Regions from separate parts of the Homo sapiens genome. Here regions 2, 3 and 4 are each linked to region 1. Evidence: chromatin loops called from intact Hi-C (ENCODE). Cell type or tissue: GM12878. All regions are shown on one strand. Region 1 overlaps ZNF462 (zinc finger protein 462). Region 2 overlaps LOC340512 (a long non-coding RNA gene). Region 3 has its middle 110 kb from the start of ZNF462. Region 4 overlaps LOC107987108 (a long non-coding RNA gene).

What was found. Hi-C counts contacts between places; a loop is a spot of excess contacts. Peaks named below come from ENCODE experiments on the same cell type or tissue, not always from the same donor. Only the 100,000 strongest peaks of a DNase experiment are listed, where the experiment ranks them.
Region 2: a loop joins it to region 1, with 3 times the contacts of the local background. A loop is called at or near these places in 1 of 110 quality-filtered maps.
Region 3: a loop joins it to region 1, with 4 times the contacts of the local background. A loop is called at or near these places in 1 of 110 quality-filtered maps.
Region 4: it touches region 1 in a loop (3-fold over the local background); 1 of 110 quality-filtered maps calls a loop at or near these places.

The regions. Positions count from the first base shown.
Region 1 is chr9:106,977,009-106,985,008 of GRCh38, forward strand. It overlaps ZNF462 (zinc finger protein 462), which reads left to right. Exons shown (of 13, transcript NM_021224.6): 10 at 7,178-7,401. All of the region lies in intron 4 of LOC340512 (a long non-coding RNA gene), which reads right to left. It also overlaps the pseudogene RPL7AP44. Among named protein-coding and RNA genes, the nearest start is that of ZNF462, 120 kb to the left of the region's middle. In GM12878, no CTCF peak of the experiment used is centred here; DNase peaks (open chromatin) are centred at 3,803, 4,673 and 6,524; H3K27ac peaks cover 455 bases.
Region 2 is chr9:107,030,352-107,038,351 of GRCh38, forward strand. All of the region lies in intron 4 of LOC340512 (a long non-coding RNA gene), which reads right to left. Among named protein-coding and RNA genes, the nearest start is that of ZNF462, 170 kb to the left of the region's middle. In GM12878, no CTCF peak of the experiment used is centred here; DNase peaks (open chromatin) are centred at 3,790 and 4,650.
Region 3 is chr9:106,749,964-106,757,963 of GRCh38, forward strand. No RefSeq gene overlaps it. Among named protein-coding and RNA genes, the nearest start is that of ZNF462, 110 kb to the right of the region's middle. RefSeq lists an enhancer at 3,193-3,402. In GM12878, no CTCF peak of the experiment used is centred here; a DNase peak (open chromatin) is centred at 3,498; H3K4me3 peaks cover 257 bases; H3K27ac peaks cover 896 bases.
Region 4 is chr9:106,417,762-106,425,761 of GRCh38, forward strand. All of the region lies in intron 3 of LOC107987108 (a long non-coding RNA gene), which reads left to right. Among named protein-coding and RNA genes, the nearest start is that of MIR8081, 180 kb to the right of the region's middle. RefSeq lists an enhancer at 3,009-3,088. In GM12878, no CTCF peak of the experiment used is centred here; DNase peaks (open chromatin) are centred at 3,070 and 4,210; H3K27ac peaks cover 387 bases.

The DNA.
Region 1 (8,000 bases):
GTAGCTGTGGCGGCTGAGTTCAAAGACAGAATTATCAGAGGAGGTCAGAGGGGAAGTCCACGGATCCACAGGCAGCAGAGTGCCTCAGGACAGCCATGTATACCATCTGTGTCCCGGCCTGGCTTTGGTGTCCATCTCTACTCAAAATGGCAGCTCAGTAGGAAGCTGACCTTGACAAGTCGAGAGACAGAGCTGCATGTCTGCCTTGCAATTTTGAGTTGGGGCTGATCTCAAAGTAACAAGACATGGCTCCTTCTGCACCTGTCCTCTTCCTGCTCTATCCATGACATCCTTGGTCTCTCAGGTCCACAGTACAAGATCTTTCTGAGGTCTTAGTTAATTAAAGTATGTGGGATGAAAAGCAAGAAAACCAACTTCTGAACTGGCCCAGAGACAGAACTACTGCTGGCAGAAATAGAGTTTCCATTGCTTTTTGTCTGTATAAATTGATATATTTAAGTAGAGAGAGAATCTACTTCGCTCATGGGAAATCTGAATATGAACTAATCAGGGATTTATGTTGGCCACAGCAAAAGAGAGTATGATGTTTACTCATGTGTTCAGCAAACATTCATTATTTGCTTGTTACGTGCCACGCTATGCTTGGTTCTTTGGGCAAAATGGGGAACATAAGACCCAGCACCCACTCTCCTCAGAGATGAGCATGTGCGTAGTATAGACAAGACAGTGAGTGATGGGTATCTAGGTATATTTCTGTTTGTAGTAGAGAGGGGTGGCTTTCAAACTGAGCCATGATAACATTTCAACAGGCAGAGAAGACTTAAGGCAGGGCATATTAGTTTGCAAGGACTATTGTAACAAGTGACCACCAAATGTGTAGATTAAAACAATAGAAATGTATTCTCTCACAGTTCTGGAAGCTAGAACTCTGAAATCAAGGTGTTGACAGAGCTGTGTTTCCTCTGAAGGCACAAGAGAAGGATCCTTATTTGCCTCTTCCTAGCTTCTGACAGCTCCCAGCGTTCCTTGACGCTACTTGGCTTATAGCTGCATCACTCTCATGTTTGTCTCCATCTTCATATGGGCTTTTTCTCTATGTGTATCTCTTTGTGCCCTCTTTTCTTCTTATAAGAACACTAGTCATTGGGTTTAGGGCACACCCTAATCTAGTCTGGCCTTAACTGATTGCCATCTGCAAAGAACCTATGTCCCAATAAAGTCTGGGGTTCCAGGTAGACTTAAGTTTATGGGGGACACTCTTCAACCCACTACACGAGGGAAGAGACAATTTAATAAACCACTGAGGTCGGTGGAAGCAAGACATGTTTGCAGAATGTTATTAGACATTTCCGGGGTCCTGAAGAGAATAGGAAGCATACCAGAGAAGTATGTTCTGGCCAAAGTATGAAGCGCCTGGATACTAATATAGAAGTTGGAACTTTAGTCAGTAGACAGATGGGAAGCCAGGACAAATTCTGATCAGGTTACTGATGAGACACTTATTGAATACTAATTTAGCAAAGGTTGAAGCAAAGGATTGGTAGACCCATCTCATTCAGGAACTGTGAACTTAGGTCAGATCAACGTTTGGTGAGATTGACCATGATTTGATGAGTTTAACTAGGGAAAAATTAAGCCCTGAACTTCTCTTTCAAGGATGAAGTCAGTGGTAGGACTTTTGGTAGGTTTTCATTCATGCAACAAATATTTATTGAACACCCACTATATGCCAGCCTTATTTTGTTTTTGGCTTTTTGAAGGAGACTTTTTATTATTTTTATATACAGAAAACTGAACAGTGTACATTTAACCCAGTTTAGTGGCAAGTCTTTTAGCTTCTGCCTCTTACAGCTTGGCAACACAAGCCACAGATTTTGGACCAAGGACCTTGCCTCCTCAGTGATGTGGGATCTCATCATATCTGTCATTATAATTGGTCCTGATGGCTTCTACCAGCTTAGCCAAAGCGCCTTTGTCTTCCAAGTTAATGTGTGTGAAGGCAACAGTAGTGCAGATCTCCCTGTGGACTAGACACCCCAATTTGGCCATCTCCTTGATAATACAATAGGGGACTCCCTTCTTAGGACTCAGGGCAAGCGGGAAGACAGCCAGCTCCATGGGATCCACATCATGTGCAGTCACCATCGGCTGAGCTTTCTTGTTCTCTACTGAGGTGGTAAGAGTATTAACTCCTGCTGGAAGGACAGGTGGCCTCTTCGTGGGGACATTCCCTTTGCTGGCAGCTTTCTTCTCAATGCAGGCCAACAATCTTCTTCTCTTGCTTTGTCTCTAGCCAGTTTAAGCAGTTGAGTAGCTGTTAGGGGTCCAAGTCATGGGTGAATTGGTTAATCACAGGAGTCATTCTGAGCTGCTTATAGGGTAGCCCTTTACTACTATAGCCAGAAGTAGTGGGAATATTTGACAAAAGGACTAAGGTCCCTTTGGGGCTGGAGGTCCTGTCTTATGCCAACATTCTTAAGCCTTTTCTCGAACAGGGGATTCACCACCCTCTTGGCCTCCTACTTTTTAATGACAGCAGGAGCCAAGGCCGTCTTCTTCCCCTTGGCCTTTTTTTCTTTTGACATCTTGGGCAGCTGGAGGAGAAAGCTCTAGCATTGTTTTAAGCTGTAGGGATACAGCCATGAAGAGTCAGGCAAGGTTTCTGCACTGAAGGAATTTGAACTTGAACGAGAAGAGAGACTAAAAAACAGGTGAATAATAGTTTTATGAGGGTATTCCTATTGAGTTGATCACCATTGGAAGCACAATGTTTCATGCTTAGCTTTGCCCATGTATATGTATCTTGCACATCCATAGTGAGCCTTAAAAACTGGCCACAGATTTTAGGGATGAAACACAGTTTTGCCACATATTTACATTGTAATTTTGGAACCATGTAATCACTGCTATGGGTCTTTAATTGGCATATTAACTTAAAGTTTCTGTTTCCCAATACATAGACAAATGCCGCATTTAACTGAACCTTGCAAGTGGGAGCCTTGGGAACGGAAATAATCTCCCCTAATTTATCTGATCAGTGTCATTTTTCTTGAGAATAAAGTCTACAGTGAGATTGCCAATCTTTAATTTTATTCAGTGAAATTACATGTTTCCTTTCAACTTCTCCAAATACCTTTGCCTGATAGAATTAGAGGTGCCATTTCCAGTTCCTTCTAGCTTGAGGATGGCAGCCTGGCTAACATCAAAACCTCATACTTCCTACCAGGAACTGTTTTGCTTGTGTTTATGTTTGTCTATTTATGGCTATGTTTTGGGATGATTTATATAAAAATAATGTTATTTTCTTCATAGCTTTCTCTAATACTCAGACTTTGTCACTTCTTTGCTTTGGTGCAAAGAGGGACTCAGTCCTCTAGAGTGGCAATTTGCACGCAAAGTTTTGGTGGAGTGAAGAACTTCCAATCTCATTGCTTCATGTAGACTTGGCATGTTCTGGGAAGGAAACCCACCTATGTTGTGGTGTGCCTTTCAGGAAGGATTTTTGCTAGTTGAATCTGGGCTCTGCAGTGGTGTGGTTTCTCGCCAATTTGAGCAGAAGTGAACCCTCTGTATTGCAGCTGTGCAGAATTTTCCACTGACCTCCATGGAGGCTTGAAAGCATGCTATTCTCAGCTCTTGTTGCACCTTAGTACACATGTGCTTCAATGTGACATTACTCTCGGGCCCAACCTCTTCGGTTTTATGTCCTGCTGCAGCACCAAGCATCTTTTGAGTAGGAGGAGATGAGAGACACAATCCATCTTGTAGTTGAACTGGTGAAGTCATAATATTTTTGCAGCCAGTGCTAGAAGCTGAGTCACAATGAGTGTGATTCAGGCCTTGAGTTTTCACCCAAGGTAATTTTGAGAGGTGTGAAGTCAAAAAGACCCACAGTTGTCACTGCCCCCATAGAAAAAGCCCTGAGCACTGAGCTTCTGTAACCAAGGCAGAGCCCAGTCTATACCTGGAACCATTCCAGTTTTTAACTTTTATGTCTTTCATTTGCCTCAAGAATGAATGACCTCATTCAGAAAACACTGTCAGTCATTTGCCCACCTTTTAAAGTCTGTCTTTTTTTATTTTTATCTTGGTCATGTTAACCATGTTTTTAGAAAGGGGAAAAAGCTAACTTTTTTTCTAAAATTAATATCTCAGTAAAAACTCACATAATTAAGAGATTTGGTAGACTGGCATTGTCTTAGTTTGGAAATGGGAAGTTCTAGATTTCAGATTTAAGTTCAGCAGGGATTTGACCCTTTCCTCAAATGTAGAAGGTGCTTGAAAGACATTCAGATATAAAGGGTTACCTTAGAAATCTGTAGCTTTTGCATTTTTTAAATATTATGAATGAAAGGCTTATAAGCACACACATACAGACTGGAGAGTTCTTATCAGGGGTCCAAGAGGAGGGCCCTGGCAGAGATCAGAAGACCTGTGTTCCCAGGTCACAGCTTTGTGCTGAACCAGAGGTGTGACTTTGAGGAAGTAGCTTAATTGATCAGTTCTCGGTTTCCACATCAACAAACTGAAGAAAATAGAACTGACTTTGCAGGGTGTTATGAGAACAAAAAGTTATGTCAAGGGTAGAACACCTAACGGTGCTTGAACCGTAGCGAGCACTTAATAGTCTGCAGTGGTGTTCACATGAATAATTACTTGAACTTCAGGGTGTTATTCTGACTATTCATGACTTTGTGTAAAATTCACTTAGACACACATAGTGAAATTGGAAACTGCAAAGAAAACCAACCTAAGTGGTAGAGGAATTGAAAAGGAGGCTCATAAAAAAGTTTGAAAGAACTGATTATTAATTGTGGAGAAGTGAAGACTGGAGAGTCACTGAATGACTATCTTTGAGGCGTGTGGGACATCATTATATGAAAAATGATACCGGGCTGTTCTTCTTCACCGTAGAGGTCAACGGAACCAAGGCAGGCAGGACAGGGCAAAGCCAAAGAATGAAAGTAGAAACAGTAGAGATGATAACATATAAATGAGGAACTAAAATGTAGAGAGAGCAAGGGGGATGCAGTCCCAAGGAAGATGCCAGTAAAGTTCATGTCAACACTTCCCATGAACTCCTAAGGTCTAAAGGCATATCCCCAGCATGGGGGCAGTTCCCCGTGGTTCAGCCTGCATGCCCCATCTCTTGCTGTTGACACTAGCTTGTTCATGGGTTCTGTCCATGAGTGCCTTACCCAGCGTAGTTGCAGTTAATGCCTGGCACTTTGCTTAGAGCAGTGATTCTCAGCTGAGGTCAATTTGCCTCCCCAGAGTGTGTTAGTCTGCAGGCATTTTTGGTTGTCACAGCTGGAGAGAAGGGGGTGCTTTTGACACCTAGTGGGTAGAGGCCACAGTTATTGCTAAACATCCTGCAATGCACAGGCTGGCCCCCCACAACAAGGAATTATCCTGTCCCAAAATTTCAATAATGCTACTTTTTAGAAACCTTGAGTTACAAGAATAGAATATCCTAGCATGAGCTCCTTAAGATTTACTAGTTTATGCCAAAGCATTTTTTTTTCTCCGTTTACACCAAACCATACAACTGAATGGTTAGAGGACTTAAACAGTTGCTATTCTAAAAAAATGTGTGGATTACATTATAATCATGTGTTTCTTAGCTGTCTGCTATACTTGGGTTTAAAAATATTTATATTTCTAAATAAGCAACTGATTCTTTGTATAGGGAAAATAACATGCATTAGAGCTCCAGGGGGTATGTTGCAGATACCACCTTCCACGCTTCCTCTGCCCAGCATTTTGCGGGCCGATTAATCGCTGCCTTCAAGGACTCCCAAGGCAGTGACTGCCCTACAATCAGAGTGTTGTGGTTGAGACTAAGGCATGACATTGGGTGGGGAAAATTCCCTAGAGCCTGCACACTGGCCAGCAACAAAGGGAGGACTCTAAAGAGTGAGTCGCATCGGTGTACAACGTACCGATGCCCTGGAAACATTGCTATTCAGTGACTCTGGGAATAAATCATGCTTTCTTGACTTAATAATACATTGCTGTTTCTAAATAATATAAGTATATGTTGTGTGCGTCCATTTGTAAACTTTCTGAGTCTTCTGAAATCCAGACACAGCATGAAAACACATGCTATATTTGATTCTTGCATAAATAGCACAGATTTTAATTTTATCCCAGTTATGGATATCTGGCGTGTGCGCTGATACTCTGGGCAGACTGGTGTGAAATTTAATTTGAGCAGTTAAACACAAGGGTGAGAGAGTGCAAAATAAACAAGCACACGCATTTCCAGCCCTACAGCATTTGGTATGTTAACGGGAAAAGCACCCAAATCCTCTCTCTCTTTTATTTTTTCCCTCTGACAATCAGATTACAGACTGTCTAAAAAGACACAAATCCTCCCTGTCTCCTGCGCAACCCCACCTCCCCCGATTGTTGCCTGCAGTCATTTCATTTGTGAGCTCTTCATAGTTGGAGTTTTAGTGAATGAAAGTGTACAGGTTTGCTTTCAGACTTGATATTAGATGAGAAATCCCCTTAGTTTCAAAAGGAGGGAAGAGTCTCTTTGAGAATACCTTAGAAGGGGAAATGAGAATGGAATTGGAAATAGTGAGAAATAATAGATTTACAGTTAAGCAGACCTGGTTTCACATCTCTGCTTTGCCAACTGCAATGTCTATGACCTTTGGAGAGTTACTTAAAGACTCTGTTGCCCATTTGTACTTATTTGTAAAAATGAGAGTAACTCCAGCCTCATAAAGTTGCTGATAGAAAGGTACCAGAACATAGGTGCCTGGTGAATGTCAGTTTCTTTCCCCATTAAAGACATCTGTAAGTCCAGCCTCAGTTGCACTTGCTGAGGAAGGAAGGCATGCTAATGGTTGTTGTCAGTAATCATTAATGTTGGTAAAAATTGCAGCTACTTCTATTCCTCCCCCTTGCCTTAATCACCTCCATTCAGGAATTAGCAAGCACCTACTAGCCCACCCCACCTCTATTTATAGGTCATTCTGGGTATTAAGTACACAAAGAGCTTTTGGTCTTAAAAACACCCACTCATTCCTGAGGAATATGTTGTTTGGGGGTTAGGGGAGGGGCAGGGTGCATGTGTGTCAGTTCAAGGAACCAGATCCACGAGGAGCAGCAAGATTGGGTGAGTTTCTTCTTGTATTCCAAAGAAAGAACTTCTGTTTTGCCATCAGTAAAAATTCCCATCTTTCCATTCAATTTGTTTCCACAGAAGAGCGTGTTGTCCCCATTGAAGTTTGCCGGTCCAAACTGTCCAAATACTTGCAGGGAGTAGTTTTCCGCTGTGATAAGTGTACCTTCACCTGCTCCAGTGATGAGAGCCTCCAGCAACATATAGAAAAGCACAATGAACTGAAACCTTACAAATGCCAGCTCTGCTACTATGAGACCAAGCACACGGAGGAACTGGACAGCCACCTTCGGGATGAGCATAAGGTACTTACCAGGACTTCCTGCTCCCGCCTCAGCACACTTGTGGGGAGGGGCCAAGGGGGAGACACCACTGCATTTAGTCACGACCACTGTGTACCAGATGGAGATGTGGACTCAAAGAGCTTTTAAAGTGAGGTCTAGTTTCTTCTATTAGAAACGTAAGGTCATTTTTAAAAATTGCGAAACACAGGTTGGGTGGAAGGGAAATCACCCATAATTCTACCACACTAGTCCAAATGCTGAACATTTCTGGTCTGTTCTCTAGACCCACTTTCATTTGTTTTACGTAATTGTGATTATACTATACATAAAACATGATACCTTACATTTTTTAAAGCTTATTCTAAAAGAAGTATTTTGCTATGTTATTTGAAATGTTAATACATTTTAAATGACAGGGTTTGGCAGTTTCTATAAAGGACCGGAGAGCAAATATTTTAGCCTTTGCAGGCCTAAAATGTAGTCTTTGTGGCAATTAAGAAAGCAGCCATGCTGGAGTTCAAGACCAGCCTGGGCAACATGGCGAAACCCCATCTCTACAAAAAATACAAAAGATTAGCCAGGCATGGTGGTGTGCACCTGTGGTCCCAACTACTTGGGAG
Region 2 (8,000 bases), 53 kb after region 1:
ATGCAAAGTCACCTGAGCAAGACAGTGGTACCCAAAAAAACTGGGCCCTATTATATCTTAGCAGATATATTATTCAGAAGATGGAGTTAGAAATACTGGGCAACATCAAGAGTTTCAGAAACAGATGTGGGCAGTCCTATTGGAAAGTTCTTTCCTATGGTTATAAATCAATATATGCAAGATATTGATAAGATTTTGTTACAGTGATGGCCCTCAATGAACCACACTTTGTTTAGTCCCTTCCCTTGAATGTGGACTTGTCCTGTGACATGCTTTAACTAGTAGACTGCAGAGGAAGTGATGCTGTGCCAGTCATAGGCGTAAACCTCAGGACCTAGCAGCTTCTTCTTTCCTGCTGTTAGGAACCCCGAGCCTCCATATTAGAAACAGGGTAGGTCTGTTGAAGAGACCTTATAGAAATCCATGTGGGGAAAGCAGTCCTGAGACTATACGGAAAGAGAGGTGACCCAGGCAACCCAGGATTCTGACTGAGCGCAGAACCACTGACCAGCCAACTAAAAACAGCCAGTAAACTTCAGTAAGACCAGTAAATTACTGCCCAGCTAAACCAGGCTCATTTTACAGAATTGCGAGCAACAATACAATATTTTTCTATTTAAACCACTGAATTTTGTGATGTTTTTTTTTTTTCCAGCTTTAGATGACCCAAAGGAGATTGTAGCTTATAGACTTCAAGTCTTCAGGGCAGGCCCTCTCATTATGAGATAAATTCATCAGGCATCTTAGTGTAATGCTATTAAACATTCAATTCACCTTACTTCCTCTGTGCTAATTCCAGGCTCACACAACAATCTTTTAACCCTTCCCCAGTCCTGCACCTCCTGCTCTGCCAAGCAGTTCTGACTTAAGAGGGAGAAGGCACTAGTAAAAGACTTCAATAAATTTTTCTTTTAGGAATTTAGAAATTGAGATATCACTTACATACAGCAAAATACGCAGATCTTACAGTTCTATGAATTTTGACAAAATACATACAGCCTTGTAACCCACACTCCTGATAAAAATATAAACTACTTTTGTAACCCCAGAAAGTTCTCTTGTGTTCCTTTCCTACCAATCTTACCACCTCCCAAGCAACCACTGCTAGGGTTACATTTTGCATGGATTAGTTTTGACCATTCTTAAACATCATATAAATGGAATTATACAGTGGATGCTCTTTTGTGTCTGGCTTCTTTTACTTATATGTCTGTGAATTTTATTTCCATTGCTGTGTGAATTTGTAGGCATTCCTCTTAATTGCTGATATGGTTTGGCTGTGTCCCCACCTGAATCTCATCTTGAATTGTAGTTCCTATAATGCCCCCATGTTGTGGGAGGAACCAGGTGGAGACAATTAAATCATGGGGGAGGTTTCCCCCATCCTGTTCTCATGATAGTGAGTCAGTTCTCATGAGATCTGATGGTTTTATAAGGAACTTCCCACTTCACTGGGCACTCGTTCTTCTCCTTCCTGCTGCCATGTGAAAAGGGATGTGTTTGCTTCACCTTCCACCATGATTGTAAGTTTCCTGAGGCCTCCCCAGTCATGCTGAACTGTGAGCCCATTAAACCTCTTTCCTTTATAAATTACCCAGTCTTGGGTATGTCCTTATAGCAGCATAAGAACAGACTAATACAGTAAATTGGTACCAGGTAGCGGGGCACTGCTGTAAAGATGCCCAAAAATGTGGAAGTGATTTTGGAACTGGGTAACAGGCAGAGGTCAGAACAGTTTGGAGGACTCAGAAGACAGGAAAATGTGGGGAAGTTTGGAACTTCCTAGAGACTTGGAGGGCTCAGAAGACAGGAAGATGTGGGAAAGTTTGGAACTTCCTAGAGGCTCGTTGAATGGCTTTGACCAAAATCCTGAGAGTGACACGGACAATAAAGTACAGGCTGAGGTGGTCTCAGATGGAGATGAGGAATTTGTTGGGAACAAGAGTAAAGGTCACTCTTGCTATGCAAAGAGACTTGCTGAGTCTTCCGGCCTTCATCTTTCTCCCGTGCTAGATGCTTACTGCCATCAAACATCGGACTCCAAGTTCTTTAGGTTTTGGACTTTTGGATCGACACCAGTGGCTTGCCAGGGGCTCTTGGGCCTTTGGCCACAGACTGAAGGCTGCACTGTCGGCTTCTGTACTTTTGAGGTTATGGGATTCAGACTGGCTTCCTTGCTCCTCAGCTTGCAGACAGCCTATTGTGAGACTTCACGTCGTGATTACGTGAGTCAATACTCCTTAATACTTCTTGCAAAACTTTTCTCCCATTCTGTTGGTTACCTGTTCACTCTGATGATAGTTTCTTTTGCTGAGCAGGAGCTCTTTAGTTTGACTGGATCCCTTTTGTCAATTTTGGCTTTTGTTGCAATTGCATTTGGTGTTTTAGTCATGAAGTCCTTGCCCAGGAAGGTATAGATTTTAAGGAAACCTGATCCAAAACATGACTGTGCACTTTAATTTGGGAGTGGACGATAGTTTAGGAACTGGAGCAAAGAGAACAGTGAATTTATTCAGGGCAGGAGGGGAGTGTGTGTTTGCGGGGACGAGGTGGGGAATTGAGAAAGTTGAATGTAGTTGAAATAACTGTCCATGGAATTCAGGGTAGGTTAGGAAGGAAGCAAAATGGGATGGCGATATGATTGGCTGTGTCCCCACCCAAATCTCATCTTGAATGTTGGTTCCCACAATCCCCACGAGTCATAGGAGAGACACTAGGATGTAATTGAATCATTGGGCTTTGACCGCCATGATGTTCTTGTGATAGTGAGTTCTCATGAGATCTGATGGTCTTATAAGGGGCTATCCCCACTTTAGCTCTGCAATTCTCCTTGCTGATGCCATGTGAAGAAGGATGTGTTTGTTTCTCCTTCCGCCATGATTGTGAGTTTCCTGAGGCCTCCCCAGGTGTGCTGAATTGTGAGTCAATTAAATCTCTTTCCTTTATAAATTACCCAGTCTCGGGTATGTCCTTATTAGCAACATGAGAACAGACGAATACAGATAGGATTTAATGCAGGCAGATATTTATGTGATTAGAAATATTGCAATAAAAGTAAAGAGAGGGCTTAGGAGCATCTTTAAAAATATATCTCATTTCACAAGCACTCAGGAAGAGACCATTTGTGTCTAAACCTGACAAGTTGGGTTTGGTGGCTACTTGATCCCCATTTCAAACCCTCCGCTTTTTTCTCCTAGGATGGACTGCCTGGTTTACACTCATCTGTTGAATCATTTTTGTTACAAAGCCATAGAGTTAATGGGAGATTTGAATAAAATTGCTTTTATAAAAAGGGGCTCCTCAAGAAAGAAAAAATATTGAGAATTTCACCAGATCAAAGAGACACACTTCTTTAGCAGAAATAGATGATTAGTTGAGGTGTTTGTGATATAATTACAGATGGGTGGTGAGAGAACTCCCCCCCATGGTCCCCCATCATGCCCATAGACCTAGCACAGTATAGACTCCATGAGCTCCACCACTCCTTGATATGTAACCTTGGGCAAGTAAATGAACCTTCCTTAGTCTGTTTCTTCATCTTGAAAATGACTTCTCTTCTGGGGCGGTAATGTGGGCAGAATGAGAAAATGGATATAAAATAATGCAAGGGTTAGTCCTTATTTTGTTGGAGTGCCCACTGTAGTAGGTTTCTTTGAGGCTGACTTACCTAAAAGGATGATCTGGGATACATTTACTGCATTAAAGTTTCTTCAGTTCCCATCCAGATTCACTAAGGGAAACTGAAAGATACTTGAGTACATGAAAGATCTTAAGCTTGGTGCCCACATCAGAAGAAGTTTCTTGGTCTAAAGTAGTGATTCTCAAGTTTCAGCATGCCCCAGAATCACACAGAAGGTTTTGTTAACACACAGGTGGTGGCGTTCCACCACCAGAATTTTTGATTCAGTAGGTCCGGGATGGGGCCCAAGAATTTTCACTTCTAAAATGTTCCTAGTTGCTGCTGCTGCCATCCAGGAGACCACACTTGAAGAATCACAGGTCTTTGCTATCGTGAATAGTGCTGCAACAAACATATGCAGGCATGTGTCTTTATTTATAATAGGATGATTTATATTCCTTTGGGTATATACCCAGCAATGGGATTGCTGGGTCAAATGGTATTTCTGTCTTTAGGTCTTTGAGGAATCGCCACATTGTCTTCCACAGTGTTTGAACTAATCTACACTCCCACGAACAGTGTATAAGTGTTCTTTTTGCTCCACAACCTAGCCACCGTCTGTTATTTTTTGACTTTTTAATAGCCACTCTGACTGGTGTAAGATGGTATCTCATTGTGGTTTTGATTTGTATTTCTGTAATGGTTAGTGACGATGAGCTTTTTTTCATATGCTTTTTGGCCACATGTATGCCTCCTTTTGAGAAGTATCTGTTCATATCTTTTGCCTACTTTTGTATGGGGTTGTTTGGTTTGGTTTGTAAATTTAAGTTCACTTGCACCCCTTTAAAAAAAAGGAATCAATGAGTCTAAAAGACTTACAGATCTGAGACAGCGAGTCATTCCCCATGTGACCCCTTTTCAAAGCAGAGCCACCAGCACTATTCCCTGTCAATAGAGGAAGACATTTTTCGTTTCACAGATGAGTGGGGACTCTTGTTCCTTCTCTCCCAATCAGTGCTCTGAAGTGAAAGTCACTGACTTTTCATGATTAAACTCTGAAGCTTGGTTGGCCAGTCATTGAGGGAAGAGGCTGTAACCACACACCTAAATGAATGGGTTTGATTGATAATGAAGTGAGCTGTTTCTGGCATGATTGTGATGATGAAGGCATGGTCATGCTGCACGATGCAGGAGGCGATTAGGAGCAGTCTTCCTCGTTCATACTGGGTTAAAAAGGACTTCAGGGAGTGAGAAACAGCCAAATAGAGTAAATATAATTTTTAAGCAGGGAAATAAGCGCTACTGAGAGGTAATGCTGAAGGGAATATAAAATGTTGCCACCTGCCTTCTAAGCCTCCTTCTTATGCCTGGGAATTACCAAATGTGTGAAGTTGAGTCCAGTGCCCATAAAAGAAACTGCAAATACCAGGCACTTATCTTCCCTGCATTTAGGGGACCTGATGGAGACTCTGCCCCTCAGTGCAGTAACTCCAGATTCTACCTGAAGTTAACAAACCCAAGAAGCAGGGATTACTGAGAATCCACCTCTCAAGGAGTGGGGCAACTCTACTGAGTTTTTAGAAGCACCTGAAGCAGAAGTTCAAGGGGCAGCACAAGGCATGTTGGTGGTTTCAGGTATGCATGCTATGGTATCTAATGCTCAGGGGAGGTTACACTGGTGACTTCACCAGCTCAGTTGTCAGTTCTCGATCCTGGTTGGGTTTTGGCTACAGAGACTCCAAGCTTAGTGCCAGAGAGGTTTTTAGTTTGTTTGTGTGTTTTAATTTTGTTGTTAACTGTTGCTTGCAGCTGAGAACCCTGATCAATTCAAAATAAGTTTAAAACAAACTCCAAAATCAGAAAACCTAGTTATGAGTCCTGCTTTTCCATTTTTGTTTGTAATTTTGTGCAAATCTCTTAGCCTATCTCAGCCCTAACTCCTTAAATTGTAAATAGAGAAGAAGAGTAATTTCTACACAAAGGTTGTTGGAAATAATGAGACAAATATGTGGAAATGATTTTAAAACCATATTGCACTATAAAAACATGGGTTACTATTTTAATACAAATATAGACTTACATGGCCTCTCTATAACTGAGGCTTGATTTGGGCCCTTCCCCCAAATTAGTAAGCCTTCCCTTTTCTGTGCTCATCAGTACCTGAAATTGTCTCTACTTAGAGTATTTTCACAATGAATTTTAGTTACTTAATAATCTGTCTCTTCTACAAGACTGAGTTCAAGGGCAGTCTTGTTTACCTTTTCCTTTCCCTCTAGTATCAATTGGCACATAGCAGGTTCACGGTAATTGTCAATTGGATGAGAACATAAAAGAATTTGCCGAACACTCTAGGAGCATACTAGAAAGTTTCCAGTACAGATGCAACTCTCACTTTCTTCCTTGGCAACACTTTTTGGATTTGTAGCAACATGCCCCAATGGACAAGGGAGCGATCAGATGGAATAGGCTCATGGTGAGGCTACTGGTTGTCCTGCAGGTGCAAGTGATGGACGCAGTGGAGGAAATGCATTTTAATTGGTGGCATAAAAAACACTTCCCCAGTGCTGGGTTGGGTTGTAAGTGCCATCTGTCCTGCCACAGAGGATTAAAGGGAAGAACACCTTTCCCTGGATTCTGGAGACAGCGTAGGCATTAAGATGAGCTGTTGATATTAACTTGTCTGTGCTCCACCTGGCTAATTGCAGGCAAGGGAATCTGTCTAGGGTTTCCAGTTTGAAATCAAATGGATAATACAGTGGCAGGTCTCTCATTCCCAGGTGTTTGGTTGCGTTTGTTAAAGGGAATTCTAGAGAGAGTGAGAATTAAACATTTTTTGGCCTATCCTGGAAGGTTTTCTGTCAACATAATCCATTGTTTGATGTTTGATCTCCCAGTCACAGAAAAAAACAAAATGTGCTTCTTCATTCTGGCTCTGTCTTATCTTACACAACCTCTTTCATTTGCTTATTCCCTCCACAATTACTGAGTCCCTATGTTGAGTACTGGGGACACCAAGGAAGCTATAACATTGTTTCTGAAATATGAAAAAGTACTGTCATGGATAAGAAGTAGGGGAGGAAGTAAGACCTATAGAGGGAAGGAAGAAACAAAGCTAAGAAAGAAAAAGGGAAAGAAAAGACGCTTAGCTATGCCCATGGGTCACAGTCCCTGTTGTATTTTCTGTGCTGTCTCCCTCATTCTGTTTGAGAAATGCTTCCAGGAGGACCACCTATCGTAGTGCTTCTCCATTGTCTAGATGAAAGCCACATGGTCCAGACCTGGCCAACTCTGTTACAACATCTTCCTGTCCTCGGTGATGCATACAAAGATAGGACACAACAAAAGAAAAGCAAAGAGGGTCTCTCCATGAAACAGCCCATTAAGGTGCTGAAAAGGGAGAGATTTTTCCTCTGCTGAAGCCATGAGCTACACCTGTAAACACTGGGCTGCTGGAGGCCCTCAGTCTTGGGACTGGCTATGCTATGTTGTGGTAACAATCTGTAAGTCTCAGTTGCTGGTGACAAAGGTTTCTGCCTTGTTCACACTATCAGTACACTGAGGGGCAGCTGAGAGCTCTGTTCTAAATTCCCTTACTTGGGACCAAAGCTGATCAAGCAACCACTGATCTAAATGTTGCTAGTCACTATGGCAGAGGTAAAAAAGATTGAAGGGGTGTGTCCTGCCAATTAAATGTTCTAATCCAGAAGTGACACATGTCAGAAGTCACATGTCACTTCTGCTTACAACTCATTGGCCAGAACTAGTCATAGGACCCCAGCCCATCATAAGGGGATTGGGAGACATTAAGTCTCCTATGTTCCCAGAAGGGAGAGTAATCAGATATTTGGAGAACAAAGGAATGCATGTGTGTATGTATAAATGTATATAAGCATATAGATATATATGTATTTTTACATTAATGTGTGTATACATAGTCATGCATCATTTAGCAATGGAAATATGTTCTGAGAAATGTGTCATCAGGTGATTTTTGTCATCATACAAACATCAGAGTGTACTCACACAAACCTAGATGGTATAGCCTACTACACACCTAGCCTGTATGGCATATAGCCTATTTTTAGGCAGCAATTCTGTACAGCCTGTTACTCTACTGAATTCTGTAAGTAATTATAATTTACACCTATATCTTTGGCTTTCAGTGACTGTAAGCTTCTTGAAAGAAAGGCTAAACAATGTATCTATGTTTCCTAAAATATGAGAATTCCTTTCCTGAGACAAATATTGGCACCTGTGGTTGGGATAACATTTTACCCAGCAAGACCAAGAATCAATAAATAATGAATCCACATGCACAAATATTACTGCTTGTTATATTTTGCAGGGAGGGGAAACATTATATACATGAATAAACATTAGG
Region 3 (8,000 bases), 230 kb before region 1:
GTTGGTGAAGGTTTGTAAGCTGGAGATGGAGATGATGGGATGTGTTGCAGAAGTATCACCGTGATAATCTTGCAGAGGCTGGACTGCAGAAGGAGAGAATGTAGGATTGGGGACCAATTAGGACACTCTTACAAGAGCTCATGCCAGATAGACTCTGCTAGAAAATGCAAACCTTCCCATTTTCTTAAATGATCACCTTACAACTTTCAATGATCTCCACTGCCCTTGGGATAAAATGCAAATCCTGTGATCTTGAATGACTGGACAAATATATTAAAGTCATTAAGTCTCACCATTCCCACTTCCTACCCTGCATTTCAACCACACAGAGGGACGCAATTGCAATTTGTTGGATTTGCCAATCTTATTTCCTTCCCTACTTTGTGTGTTTCCTCAACTGATTTCAGGGCATCCTGAGAGAGGGAGACCTTTATGCCCATTGTACAGATGAGGAAAATGTAGTGCAGAGAGTACAGTAACTTAGCCCAAGTCATATCACTTAGTAGAGGTGGTGGAGATAAGATGGGAATTCAGGAGCTCTGAACCATTCAAGAGTATTGCAATGGAAGTCACAAAAATCTGTTTAAGTCCCATTGGCACCACTTCACTTCTTTTAGAAAATGACTTCACTTCCCTGCACCTCAGACTCCTCATCTGTATAATAGGTCTGTTAAGTCCTACATCCCAGGTTGTTAGAAAGATACCATGGGATGTCAAATATAAAAGCATCCTGTACTCTTTACTGTAAAGAAATATTGCTCAACTCACTCTGCCTTCAACCTATTCATCTAAATAAAAAATAAGTGTAGATGGATAGTTAAAAATAACTAATCCTAATCTTTTTAGCTAAAAATGTCAACCTTCCACAACACAGCAATGTAATTTTTAAAAATTCAATGGAACCATTTCTCATCTGTCTTCTAAACCCATTTCCACCCCTCTTCTGGGCAAATATAAAATATTAGCAAATGACAAGACATGGACTTAAAAGACTTCATTGTCAATTAAGTCACCTGAGAGTTACAATTAAGCTCTATTAAAATGCTGGTGAAAACTTCCTAGCTTTCATTTCTCCTCTGAACATAGACTGACTGAAGAACATCAAGTCCCCCTAAGAATTACTATCTTAAACACAAAAGTTCAAAACACAGGAGGTCAGATCTAACACATATATAAGTCAGAAGATTATGTCTAAAGCCATGAGGGATTAAATATGGGGATTAAATACGTGGGTCCATGTTTGGTGGTAATGGTGGAGGGGAGTTGATTTCAGGACTTAACTTTGGCAAGGAGTTGTCCTTGATAAAGAACCAGCTCTCTTATGCTGACTGCCTAGAAAACATTACGCCATACCCAACACTTTAGCGTTCATCAGGTTCACTTAAAAAAATTATTGCATTCTAGCTGGGCTCCCTGGTTCTGCATTTGGAAATTATCACATCTTCATTATCCAAATAAACACCTGCCACTACTCACCCTAGAGTATGAGATGTAAAGTTGCCCACATGAGAAGCAGCTCCCACTTCTATTCCACGCCTGCAATTCAACATGTCTTCTCTTAGGATTTTTATTTGGGGCTATATTTAAATCACTCATGTTTTCTCTATCCATGCACATTTCTCTGTCCTACATAAGCTGTAATTTAATTCAGACCATGCCAAATATACCCTCCAGGTTTGGTAAACATCTATCTAGCTATTTGCTTGATGGGGCAACTTACAAGCAATAAATAATTTTATGTGTGTTAATTCAATAATTTATGCATTCATTAACTCATAAAACATTATTGAACACCTATTCTGTGTCAGGCCCTATGCTAGGACTTGCGAGTGAATGTGATAGACATAGTCGCTGCTGTGAAAACGCTCACTCGCAGCCTCCTTGGTGATGCAGGCAGGCAAATAAATAACTCATCTCAATCCAATAGGAGAGCTGTAATGCAAGCGTGTGCAGAACACTGGAGAAACAGAGCAGAGAGGGTGATGGGTTTTGCCTGGAGAGGCATGATGAAGGGCTTCATAAAGAAGGTGATGGTTGAGCTGTGCTTAAGGGATGAGCAAAAGTTCCAGGGCTGTAGTATGGGAGACAGGCCTTTTAGGAAGAGGGAACACTGTGAAAAAGAGCACAGAGTCCTGAAGTGGCTTCTGTAGGTATGCGTGTCATGCATGGGTAGGCAAAAGCATTAGATTACCAGGCAAAAGCCTGGTAAGGGAGGATGGGCTCAGATCATAAAAGGCCTTGAATGTCTTCCTAAGAAGTTTATTTTTGTCCAGTAAGCAATGGAACCATGGAAATATTTCCTTAAAAAATGATTCTGTCTGCAGGGTTGAAAAATGTCTCAGAAGAGAAGCAGTTACTGAAGATAAGACAATCAGCTAGACATTTACAAGGATCCAGAAGCAAGGTGATAAGTCTGAACCAGAGAGATGGAAATGGATTCAAGAGACATTATTGGATAAGAGTTGACAACATTTGTTGACAGAATGGATATATACTTCTGTGCTTTCACCATACATGCTTTGGGTGTACAAAATGTGCATAAGCTCTCTAAATGCATGAGCAAGGACACATAATTCAATGAATAGATCACCAACGATTACAAATAAACAGCATTAAGGTGCTAGGGGAAGAAAAATCTCTTCTGGATTCTGAGTCAGCAGTGCATGGGCTGGGGTTCTAGCACCGCTGCTTAGTAACTCTGTGGACATCAGACAAGTCCCTTCTCCTCTCTGAGTCTCTCTTGTCTCTCAAATGGAGGGGCTGGCTGAGATGATTTAACTCCAAGGCCCCCTCCAGCTGTCACACTCTGTGAGTCAAACACTTGTGATAAGGGGCCATCAACGCTGGCCTTTCCCAAGCTGAGTCACCTCTGAAGCAGGGATTATTCTGGGGGCTGACCAAGAAATGTGCATCCAGTCACTGCAGTGACATCCCCAGTTTTATTCTCCAGAGTTAGGGTCCAGTAGGTCTGATCTGAGGCTGGGGCAGCTCCTTGATTACTCGTTCTTCTCCAAGCTTCTGCACCTCAAGTGCTCACCCAGATGGGGGGCCATAAGACCCTGCCTGGGCTTCTACAGAAGAAAGAGCCCTCTCCCATAGGCATTCAGGTCTCTGGATTTCTCAGAGTCTGTTTTTCCTGTTTGTGTTAATTTTCACAGCCAGTTATCCTATTTACATTTTTCTAAAGCTGTTCACAGGACTTGTTGTCAGTTATCCTATTTACATTGTTTTAAAGCTGTTCACAGGACTTGTCAGTTATCCTATTTACATTGTTCTAAAGCTGTTTACAGGACTTGTCCACAAGAATTCAACGTTCTTAAGTGGCTTTCGCTGACTTCCTCTTCCCCAAGCACAGCTGGGAATCCCCTTCCCTCAGACAGCAGCAAGCCTTCCTTCTCAGGTCACCAATGCAGGGCTCCATCTCTGCCTATTTCTAGTCACCTAACTCATAGTGAGCACCCACTGTGCGTCATTGAGCACTTCTGCAAGTCAAGGGTTTCATGCAGCCACTCCACCAGGTGGATGTGACTTCCCCATTTTAATGATGTGGAAAGTGAGGTTTGGTGAAGAAAATGTGCCTTATCAAAGGCTGAGCTTCTAGGATGTGGCCAAGCCAGGATTCAAACTGAGGTCTGTCTGAGTTCCGGTCTGCTGCATTCTCCTTCCTGTGACCAGAGTTAAGCTCTATTAAATGACAGACTGCACAAATATGAACTATCTGCAAAGCCTCCAAGCAGATCTGCCATCCTTTTCTACCCAAGGAAGACATAGTCCAGGTTTACTTTAGGCCAAGATACCAAAAGAGGAAACAGGCCATAACTCCCCTAACCAAGTGCACTCATGTTAGACATCAGATTCTTTCCAATGTTTCCTGATAAATGTGTAATTTACTGCTATCAGTTGGTATTGTATAGCAATTAAAATGAAGAAACCCTGTGAATCAGTTTGCCTGGCCTTGAATTCCCTTTATAATATAGTAGCCAAGTAACCTTGGCCAAATTACTGAGACTCTCTAAGCCTCAGCTTCCCATGTATAAATGGGGATGAGAATAATACTTACCTCATAGTGTTATGAGGAGCAAATAAGATGATGCATGGAAAGCACTTAAAACAGACTCTGGCATATGGTGTGAGCTCGATAAATCCCAGCTATTATTATTATCATAATATCTGTGCATAAATCTATCTGCAACTCTAATTGTTTTCTTAGGACAGATTCCAACAAGTAAAATCACTGTATCAAAGGGTGGCTCCTCATACATAGTGCTTAATTATCCTCCAGAAATTTTAGAGCGATTTATATACCCAATAGCAGAGCCTGCAGGAGTAAATGCAACATCCTTCATAGCAATAGACTCAAAAGATATATCAAATGCAGATGACTGTGATACTACAAAAGATGTTTGAATATCCTGCGGTTTTCATGTATATGGGTATAAACTTTCTCTTTTTAATGCCCTTTCAGTCATGGAAAGAACCAAGGCCCTGCTGGTCATCCCAAAGGCCTTTGATTTAAGAGAAAAGAGTTCAATTCCAGGTTCTTATGAGCTGTGAGATTTTAAGCTGGTTCATTCCTCTCTTGTTGCTCAAAAAAAAAAAGTTTTTTTTAAACAGGAATTATATATGGGCAGTATCTTCCTGTCATACTTGTTGTACCTACATATGCAGAGTAAATGTGACTATCCCTGGTGATAATAACTGTCAATATTTTTCTTTTTACATTTTTCTATTAATGCATTGCAATTGTGATTGTTCATATTATTATAGATATTTATTAATATAGCTATTCATATGCTCATGTCCAGTGTAGTTCAACTCCAACTCTACCAAAATCTTGCCATGTGACCAAGGGTTAGTGACTTCACCATTTTGGGTCTCTTTTTTTAATAACATTGAGGGGCTTGATCCAGATGATCTCCAGTGTCCATGTTTCTCTCATCTTGCCTTTCCATTTTTCAGGGTTTCTCAACTTCAACACTACTGACATGATCTGATTCAGATAATTCTGTTTTGTGCTGAAGGGAATGGGGTGGGGTGTGGCTGTCCTGAGCACTGCAGGAGTTTTAGCTGCATCCCTGGTCTCTACTACCCACAGGCGTCCGGCCCAAGTTGTGACAACTGAAAATACCTTCAGACATCACCAAATGTTCCCAGAGGGTCAAAATCATCCCCGGTTAATAATCTGCCATATGCTTAAGGGTGTCAGGCTTTGAGCGTTAAAGATTTGATTTAGAAGGGCTTTAATATATCTTCCAATCACAGAATTCCAAATGACCATGATGCCGTGACTGATTTGAACTTACACTCATGCACATGATACGTATTTGGGAGAAGCCCTTGTCATCTCCAGTGTCTCTTCCACCTCTTGATTTCCACAGGGATAGTCATCTACATCTTTGCTAGAGGTGACAGCTGAAATATCCAAACCATGGGCTTGGGGTCCATCTGACCTAGTCACCAGTCAGGTGCCTCTGGGGAAATTCTTTAGTTTTTCTAATCTTTTTTTCACTTGTGAAATCTGGATGACACCTCAGAGCCACTCGAGGATGACAAAATGTGACAAGCACAAGTGTACCTAGTACCAAGGATGAGGACGAATCCATTTGAGGGAAGCTGTTGCTTTCATTGTTTCCTATTGAATATGATTACCACTCCATTATTTCCCAGCCATAGCCTCGGGGTTTGGACCAAGTTTTCTTTTGACTTAGGTGTTTCCAGTCAGAGTCAAAGAGAAACTCCTAAGGAATGGAGAGGACAAATGGTCCCGTTAGCAGTCAGAGGAATGCTGTGGACTAAGAGAGTGACTTTGGTTCCAGCTGAAATGTCAGCAGAGCGCTGGGAGAAAAGAATCTGTTTAGCAGGTGTGTTTGGAATCTGGCAGAGAGAGCTGGGTCAGGTCCAGGACCACTGAGCTGTTCTGAATGCCTTCTATGTTGACTCTCTGGGACTGAGACTCAGGAGTTAAAGGAGAGAACGTCTAAGGTAAACACACAACAGCCAGACAGTGGCTAGAATTTTTCCTCAGGCTTTCTGTGTCTCTTGCAGAACACCAAGAGGCCGGCAACATGAGTGTGGCCTGAGTCTGACGCCTTCGCCCACCCTCTTCCAGATCACCTGATCCGAAAGAAGTTACGAAAATAGCTCAGAATCTGGGCCTGCCTGGAAGAGACATAAAGATTCATTTACATGGGAAGGTGACTGCTCTGAATATCCACAGACGACGAATCTATGCTAATGGTTCAGTCTCCCACAAATCTGGGATTTATATAACTGGTTCCTACCCTTGTTCCTTGCCAGCAGAAATGCTTGAATTATCTTAATTCCAGAATGTAAATTATTCCAATTCTGAGGCCATCATTTTAAAGCTGTCAAAGTCAATATTTTTAACAGCCTAGAAAAAAATTACAACTGGAAAATGTCTAAACAAGTTGTGCTTGAGGTCTTGAGACAACTTCTGGCAAATATCTGTGCTGAGGTGGATAAATACCCTCCACTAATTTCACAATGAAGGAAGAACATAAATTTCTCTCAACACCAATTCGTGTGCCAGAGTAAATATGTTCGTCCACGGGCATTGACCACTTTTAATCTGTTACCTTCCATTTATGGACTAACCATTTGTCTTTATTTATTAATTTTCTTTTTTTTGAGACAAAGTCTTGCTCTATCACCCAGGCTGAAGTGTAGTGGCGAGATCTCGGCTCACTACAACCTCCACCTCCCAAGTTCAAGCAATTCTCCTGCCTTACCCTCCCAAGTAGCTGAGATTACAGGCACCTGCCACGATGCCCAGCTACTTTTTGTATTTTTAGTAGAGATGGGGTTTCACGATGTTGGACAGGCTGGTCTCGAACTCCTAGCCTCAAGTGATCTGCCCTCCTCGGCCTCCCAAGGTCCTGGGATTACAGGCATGAGCCACCATGCCCAGCCCCATTTATCTTTTAATGTGAAGATTTTTAAAATATATTAATTCTTAAAATAATAATATTCAATACTTGGTCATGAAAAAATAGGAAAAAATCCTTCCCTCGCCTCCATTCTTTCTAAATTTTCATTTCATTTCTATTTTAATCCACTTCATCCATTATTCTCTGAGTGTTACTGTGTGCTGGACACAGATCTATGGATGCTGAGATCTGTAAGAACTTCCTCAAGGTGAGAGAGGAGGCTTTCAAAGGAACTACATCACACTTGATCAGGAAGGAAATGGCAGCTCCTTTTTTAATGTACATATCAGTTTCCATGCAGGTGAATCATCCTCTACCTTATTAACTCTTTCATACAGAAACCTGGGATTGAAGGAAATGAGAATGGAAGGAAAAGACTATACAAAGAAGAATCACATTTATGGTTTGCCTTTGGGGTAGAAGCCATTCTTTTGCACCTGGGGAACTGGCCAGGCTGTAAGAATATGGTGCCAACCAAGTGGCACCTCTGCCCACCATTGCTCTAGATGCCAGGCTAAATGGTCCTTGTGAAATACGGCTGGAAAAATCTCTGTTATGGGCCCATCTCCTATTCAGAGGCTGGAAAACACCCCATTCCTGTAGCTCTGAAGCAGGATTAATTGATTGGTCTCATATGAACCTAAAAGCTGTTAAGAGCAAGGAGGATGAAAAGCAATTCAAATTGCTTTATTACCATTTTCTAGTAAAGTACCAGTTTAGTTCTCAGCCCTACTGTGAAGCAGCGGGTTTCCAGATATTGACTGTGCTGGCATGTGCTCCTAGAAGAGAGGAAACGCCTGGGTCTGAAAAGCAGAAACATCTGCTCAGATCTCTGGCAGGCCTGTTGCTGGAGCTGCTGGGGGTGGTGGTGGTGGGGGGGTGGTGGGTTCCCTCCAGGTGGTGTCACTGCAAGCAGGAGACAGAGGAAGCACTCCCAATGGGGGAGTTCTTGTCTGTGGGTAGAGACTCCTCCTTTTCCTTTTTTTTAAAGACATCATTCACTTAATGTGGGGGAAAAAGATTATAAATAGTTTTATAAGGCAATCTATATAC
Region 4 (8,000 bases), 560 kb before region 1:
CACATAAAAATGATTAAGAGAAATGTAACACATTCTATCTTCCTTTCCATTTCAATAAGTTGAAAGTAGCACAGTTCTTGAAACCAGGGGCGTAGGGTTGCAGTTCAGACCACAGAATTAGTACATGGGTGAGCCCTTTCTCTGTGTGATCTTGGCTAAGTCACTGGCCTTTCATCTGTCTAATGGTGTTGGAGTGATAGCAGCATTCTATCTTCAGTGCCTCTCTTACAGGGTTAGTACCTGAAACAAGTAATATGAGGGTGAAGGATTTCCATAAATTTGAAATAAAGTAATAGTTTTGGTTTCAAAAGAGGTAAAGCTCACATCTGATTGGGGAGATAACGGGTGAATTTTTGAAGAAGCCATTTAAGGGTAACACCTAAATAAATTTTCTTTTTTACGTTATTCAGGATTCAGAGTCTCCTGTTTTCCAAATGCAACTGGTAGAAACATGTTAATAGTGAAAACGGATTGGATAGGCCATGGGCTATAAACCACTCAGACCTAGGCTCAAATCCCAACATATGCACTTAACGTATGTGGAATCTCAGTCAAGATAAAACTTCTCTGACCCTTAGCATCGTTTTCTTCAAATGGAAGTGATGCTTTTGAAATGGTAGGGCTGGCCATTATGAACGTTCACTGCATGCCTCCGATTGTGCCTGTATCATGTTATGTGAAAAACTTCAGTTTCCCTTCATGGGGGTTTCTCAAGAAGCCCAGTTGTTTACAGGATAGATTATAGTTGTGTGGATAGATTATAGTTGGAGGTCTTCCCCTGCTAAAAGATAATAATCATTTATTTAGGTTATAATTTTTAAAGACATTTATTATTATTTGTATGTTTATATATTAAATACATAATTATGTTTATTTTAAAGTATATGTTAAATGTATCATATATACATAGATATACTATATATGTACATATATTACACACACACACACACACACATATATATATATACACATTCCTGTAGTAAAAAATTAATACTAATGAAACAAAAGTTATCTCAGTCCCCTTTTTAGAGGTAGATTTTCTTTCTTAAACATCAGTTTTTATCAGAAAAATATAAGGCGAAATTATTGTTTTATCTGATTTCAAGGATCAGACAGCTGGAATCTGTTCCCTTGAGAGTGTCAAATCTAACACTATCCTCAGGAGGCTCTAGAGAACAGTACTTAGCAAACCTAGTGATTTGTGGGTTGGTGATCTCTTCCAGGATGCTAATTGGGGCCAGATCAGCTGTTTCCAGGCACTCCTAAAATGCCCTCTCTATTTACTCTGCCCTTTACCCCTGCCAAGAACACACCACTGTGGCACAGTGTAGAGGAAAGAACATGGGAATCGGGAGACAGCAGTGCTGAAAGCCTGGTGGGGAACACAGGCAGGTTATGGAAACTCTGCTTCTCAGTGTCCTCATCTGTGAAATGGGAATTGTTTGTTACAACTGTGTCCCAGGATTGCTATGAACATTAAATAGCATCATGCTTTCAAATCTCGAAATATTTATAAAATATGAAACATTCTGGTGACACACACGATAAAGAATGGAAGAAAATTTGGAAGAGAAAAGAACAGAAAGCCATAATAAATTTGATTGCATATTACTCCTAATAGTACTCTTAATGTCATAAAACCCCATTGGTTTCATCTTCAGTATTGTACTGTATCTACTCACACTACAGTTTATAGCTCTGGAATGGTTTGTAACAAAGACCTTCATTCAACAAAATTTATCAAGCACCTACTAAGTGCCAGCCTTGACCATGCAAGTGAACAAAATGACTTGCCCTCGTGGTGCTTTTATGGCTTTAGGAAATCCCAGGATGTCAGCCCAAGAGAGTTCTCTGACATGCACCTACTACAGTGAGGTCCCGGGTCTTGCATTCTTCATCTTCCACCTAATATAATTCTGGGTCCCAGATCCCTCAAAAACCCACCACTTGGCTTTAGTCCAGGACAGGAATTTGGAGTTTTGAGCTAGGCTAATGTTTGATGCTCAGAAGTTGGACAGGAACATGTGCTCTGTGCCAGCCATGCTTTTTGAGAACTGGTGTCTGGGTTTAATTTCTACTGTCTGTCAGAGAGAAGCTTTGATCAGACTCTGCATTTTTTCACTTCAACTAAGTGACTAGAGGCTACTACTTGCCCATTTCTACCGCCTCTGTGTGAGCTCTGGTTTGGCAGGAATCTCAGAGATTTATTTCCATGAATTCCCTGGAATTGCCCTGCCCATCATTTCTCTCTCCTTTCCAGTCTCAGCACAGTTAGTGCTGGAGGTTGAGTGAGGGAGCCAGTGTGTGTCCAGGAAGGTATGGGATGAGAAATGGGGAGGGAGACCCACACATATTGCAGAAGGAAGTGCAGCAGGAATAAGTGACTGCAGCTGGGTCTTAATGGCTTTTCTTCTCTGCCGTCATTTTCCTTTAAGCCCAAAAGAAACTCTTTGTAATACGTGTTAAAATTATGGTTCAGATTTCTGATGATCAAGTTACATAGATTAAAGTAATGGATACCAGACTCTGCATCAATTCAGGTATAAATATGGATGAAATGAATGTACATTATCCACTGTTATAAATCTACATGTTCAAGGAAAGACATAAATCTCCTGAACCTTTCCTACCTCAGGCTATGAAGGTGTTGTTGTTTTTTTTCCCAGTGTTTTCGATGAAATTATAATTTGGAGTAATTTGCTGGTTTTGCAGAAACTTCCAGCTTTTTTTTTTTTTTACAAGAAAGGGTAGAGTATATTATTTACAATGGTGAGTCATTAAAATGCTCCAGGAAGTCATTGTTGCAGAGGGGGTTGGAGAGGGAAGGGGTTATGCGGCATTCCAGATGTGCATGTGTGGAGAGCGGTGGTGCATTTGGAGAAATTTATAGCACCTGGTTCCATTGTAAAGGGTCTTGGCCTGGGGGCATTTCTCTTCTCTTCCCCTCCCTTCAGCCCTATCACCACTGTACACACAGGGGCTCAAAGGTGGCAGTGCCTGATGGGCACAGGGCCACAGGACGTTGTGGTCTGGCAGGAAAGAGGGACTTTTCATTCCGTCTAAGCCACAAAGCTGATGAAAGTGTCTGCTCTCCTTGCAGCCTGGGGCCCCCTCACATGAGCAAGAGCAAGTCTCATAGTGAAAGAGAAAAAACAGAGCCAAGCACTCTGCAGAAAGAAGTGCATACTCCAGCTCTGCTGTGCAATAACTGCATGTTTGGGTACCTCTTATCTCTTTGGTTTTCAAAATCTGTAGAATGGAGATAATAGTATGCATTCCATAAGGTTGGTGTGAGGAATAAAGGAAATTATAGGTGTGAAGACACCTAGCACAACTCCTTTACCTTCCTGCTGAAACTCCCCACTTGTAGGGATGAAAGACTCTTGGCCGCCATTGTTCCAAATTGCATCATAAATTCTCAACCATTTTCTCATCTTTTATGGCTCTTAAATCCCCTTAGCTAAGTCTACTGCTCCATCTACATGGAGGTTCAGCTATTTCTAAAGTCCTGAGTTATAAATGAAGAACTCACCAAGGAGACCCAGGCTCTTTCCATAAGATTGCTCCACTCTCCCTCCTCTGTGGCATCCACATCATAAGCTCGCAGCCACCTTGCCCTCATTCCAGCCAGCAGAAGGGAAAAGGTGAAAAGCAGGGCATGCCCTTGCCCTTTAAGGACTAACCTGGAAATGACCTGCTTCACTTTCTGTTACTTTCCACTGGCCTGAATTTAGTCACAGGGCTATACCTAATCATGAAGGGGGTTAGGGAAAGTATTCTTTACTTGAGTTAGCTATGGACCTAGCTACATTCACTTACCATGGAAGAAAGGGAGATGGATACTGGGGGACAATTAGCGTTCTCTTCCAGAGGAGGTCACAGGATTTGTGCCAGAAACTCAAGTAGAGCCATATGCTGGAAGAGAGAGATTTTAGGCTCTGTAGGGGTTGAGAATGGATGACTGTAATCCCATGAATCATGAAATGTATCTGTTTAATAATCAGATTAATCAGGATGTAGCCGTGTGGCTTGCTTTGTTAATGTGCTAATTCCAGGGACTACAGTAACTGGGCCCGTCCTATTATGGGTCAAATAAAATTTACCTTCCTGTGTAGCCACAGACAGTCATCTCATGCCTACCCGATGTGCTTTTTACCTCTGTACCCCCAGTGCATTTCCCACAGCCTGCCACACAGATTTTCATTCAACAGTTGTTGAATGAATGGATGAGTTAATGTGAGAGTAAATAAAAGGACAAGCAATGACTGGGCAACAGGATGTGGGTATGTGGGGATGTCAGTGGGTACTTTCATAAATAGAACCAAACCATCTCTACTCTCCTGAGCCCATCACCTCCCTTACTCTTAAGAAATGTCCTTGCTTTGAATTTAGACAGAGAAAATAAAAAAACATTTTCAGTACCTACACTGGCCCAAACAAACTTATTGGCATCTACATTCATCCTTTCTCCCTTCCCTTCTGCTAAATCGGGTAAAGTATTTCCCTGGGAAATACTTCCCTCGGGCTCCTTCAGGCTTTAAATACCTTCAAATTTCTCCCACGTTAAAAAAAAACTAAATATTCACTGAATCCTTACCTGCGGTTGTATCTTATCCTCCACCTTCACAGCCAAACTTCTTAAAAGAATTGGCTGAACTCACTGTTTCCTCTTTTTACCTCCCATTCCCTCTCTATCTTATTGATGTTTGGTTTACATCCCTGCCTCTAATCTGACACTCCCCTGATAAAAGTTACTGATGATCTCCCTGTTGCAAATGCCAAGGGCATTTTCTTTCTTTCTTTCTATTATTATTATTATTTTTATGAGACAGTCTCCGTCTGTCGCCCAGGCTGGAGTGCAGTGGCACAATCTCGGCTCACTGATACCTCCACCTCCTGGGTTCAAGCGATTCTTGTGCCTCAGCCTCCCAAGTAGCTGAGATTACAGGTATGTGCCATCACGTCCAGCTAATTTTTTTGAATTTTTACTAGAGATGGGGTTTCTCCATGTTGCCTAGACTGGTCTCGAACTCCTGGCCTCAAGTGATCCACCAGCCTTGGCCTCCCAAAATGCTGGGATTACCTGTGTGAGCCACCCGCAGCTGGTCAGCCAAGAGAATTTTCTAGTTCTTATCTCATTTGGCCTCTTGAAAGCATTTGATTCTGTTGATTACTCTTTTTGAGAAGTTCTCTTCCCCCGGGTCATGCAAAACACCACCCATCCTGGTTTTCTTCTGCTGCTTCTTGGGATGCTTTCTCTATGTCTCCTTATGGGCTCCCTTCTTCTGCTAATCAGTAAATGTTAGTGTTTCTCAGGCATCTGTTCTGGGCTAGCTTTTATTCTACTTTACACACAGATCCCTGGATATATCATTCACTGCCATTGTATTTATGCAGATGTAATGCATACTCACATGATACCCAAATATATATTTCTAGGCTACTCTTCTCTCTAGAGTACAGATTTAACTAGCTCCTCGACATCTTCTCTTAGATATTCTAGAGGCACCTAGAACACTGTGTAAAATTAGATGCGAGTCCTGTCACTTATTATCCTTGTGCCTTGCTTTTGCTTCACTGGTAAAGTGAAGGTCATAATGATTCAGGATTTTAATGAGGTCAAATGGGTCAATATATGGGAATGTGCCGTGTGTACTGTAAAGTGCTATATGCATGTGAAGGATGACAATTACCTTATAACAACCAACAAGGCTTCACTGAATACTTACAGTGTGTCCATCGTGGTTCTGAATGTCGGACTCATTCAGAATAGACTAGAACGAGCCATGCCTCCTGTCCTGAGGACCTTACAGATTAATTGGGAAGGGGCAAATGAAATAATGAAGCACTAAACTGTGATGTAAGCAACACAGCTTGCAAGAATAGAAAGGCCAATGGTGTTTCCAGTGGAAATCAAGGGCAGTTTCCTATTTTCTTCCAGCCCCTCTCACCCTCTTTTGAAAGTCATTACCCGGCCCATAGCCTGGAAGATGCAGCTCAAGTTACACATGACACCTGCAGCTACAGCCATTTGGACTGGTATCTGTGTGACCTACACTAAGCCAACTAGGATGTCTCTCACAGGGATATGTTATTCAGGCAGTGTTGAAAAATGGTAATGTAGAGATGACACCAGATTTAATGCCATGGGGACAAATAAGTAAAGATTCTGAGAACCAGAATCGAAAATCTGGCAGTGCAAGCCTATCCATTGAATTGAGAATGGAGCAGATAAGTGGGGAAAAGTGGAGCTAAGAGACCCTGTGGTCCCAGGAAGAGCAATGCAGAATAGAAGCTGTAAGGTAGTTGCCCAGTTCACTTGAAACCTGTCTGGGTTTCTCACAATCATGTTAACTTTACCTCAAAGTCCTACGTTAATTCTAGTGTCACATGGCACCATAGCACATTTATGCTTAGTTTTCAAATAATAGATATTTTAAAGTAATAAAGATATTTAATAATAATATTATACTCTTTAGTCATGTACCTGTATAGATTTAAATTGCAATTTGATTCAAGCTTACAAGATTATATGGGGATTTGATTTTTTTAACCTCTGGTTTGTAATAGAAATTACTTTCCTTCATGCATCCGTTGCAAATTAATTGCGTTAATAATAATAACCACACTATTGTCTTATTGTATAGTGATTTACAATTAATAAAGGGATTTAACATACATTATCTCATTTGAGCCTCACAGTGACTCTGTGTGACTCAGAGAGGGTAAGTAAATTATTTAGTTACACAGCAGGATTGGGACATAAATTGAGTCCTCCTCACTCTTAATCCAGTCCCAAGGCAGATTAAAACTACAAAAGTTCAATCAGTGCATTCTCCAACCCACGCCTGAGTTAGGTATGTGTGAAGCTATCTTTTGGAATATGACAAAGATGCTGAAGTCATTGCTGATCTTTTGAATTCACATCCCCAAAGTCCCAACAGAGGAGAAAGCTCAAATTCAGCTAAGTTCACCAACATTCTCTGATTTCTTATTATATTCTAGCTCTGAGCTAGACTCAGGGTTTTTGTGAATGAACTTGCTGAGTCTGAAACATCTGTATTAGAACAGGTAGACACTCAAGTCTGACCTTTTAAAACATCAAGTTTAACCTTCAAGAGGTCTTCTTTACAGCAATAGAGACTGTGTTACCCAGGAACAGTGGTTGGCTGTTTTGTGGGAAACTTCCCCATCTGTTCAGCTCTGACATCTGGCTCCCAGGACACCTGATAGAGAGGATGTCAAAAGCAAAGAGCATGGTAGCTCAAGGCTTCTGATACTGAGATTAGAAACTTTCACATAATCTCATAAAACTTGAAAAATCTGCTAGATCATTCCCGGGACAATCATGCTCTCTCCCATATATTTTGAGAGGAGGGAAAAGTCCAGTTTGGTCACCATTTCCAAAGAGTGGGTGGAGAGAATGCTTCCAAATATTCCCACTCTCAAGAGAGCAGAACATTTCCTGGGAAGAAATAATAGGTGATCTGATCTCTTTGCAGTATACTCTGAGAATGGGCTGGGGCTAATGGAATGCCTGCCAGTCTGTCCCCACCCTCCAATTGCTCTGCCTCTCACGGCAGGTCCCTCTGGTCCTCCTCCCTCACAAATGCAGAGAATGATGGCAGGTTCCACAAACACAAAAGGATGCAGTGTGGTGGTTAAAATGGACAAGAAGACGCTAAACCACTAATCATACTCCACTAGCATTCCCACCCCTCCCCAAGTGCCCCAAGATACAAAGGGAAACATTTAGACATTAAGTACAGATTAAAGAAACCCAAAAAAGGCCACCAATGCTTAGACCCAAAGACATGACAGATCATTTGCTTCCCGTTTAAGTTGGTCTTAGGTACAATAGCTGAGATTCCTTGATTTCTGTGAAATGGAAAGAGGAACTGTCAGGTTTGGGAATTGCCCTTCAAGGCTTCTTTGTGTGTGAAAATCACAGAGCCGACCCCTAGAATGTAGAGAGGCCCACCATGTGGGACTGTTTCCTC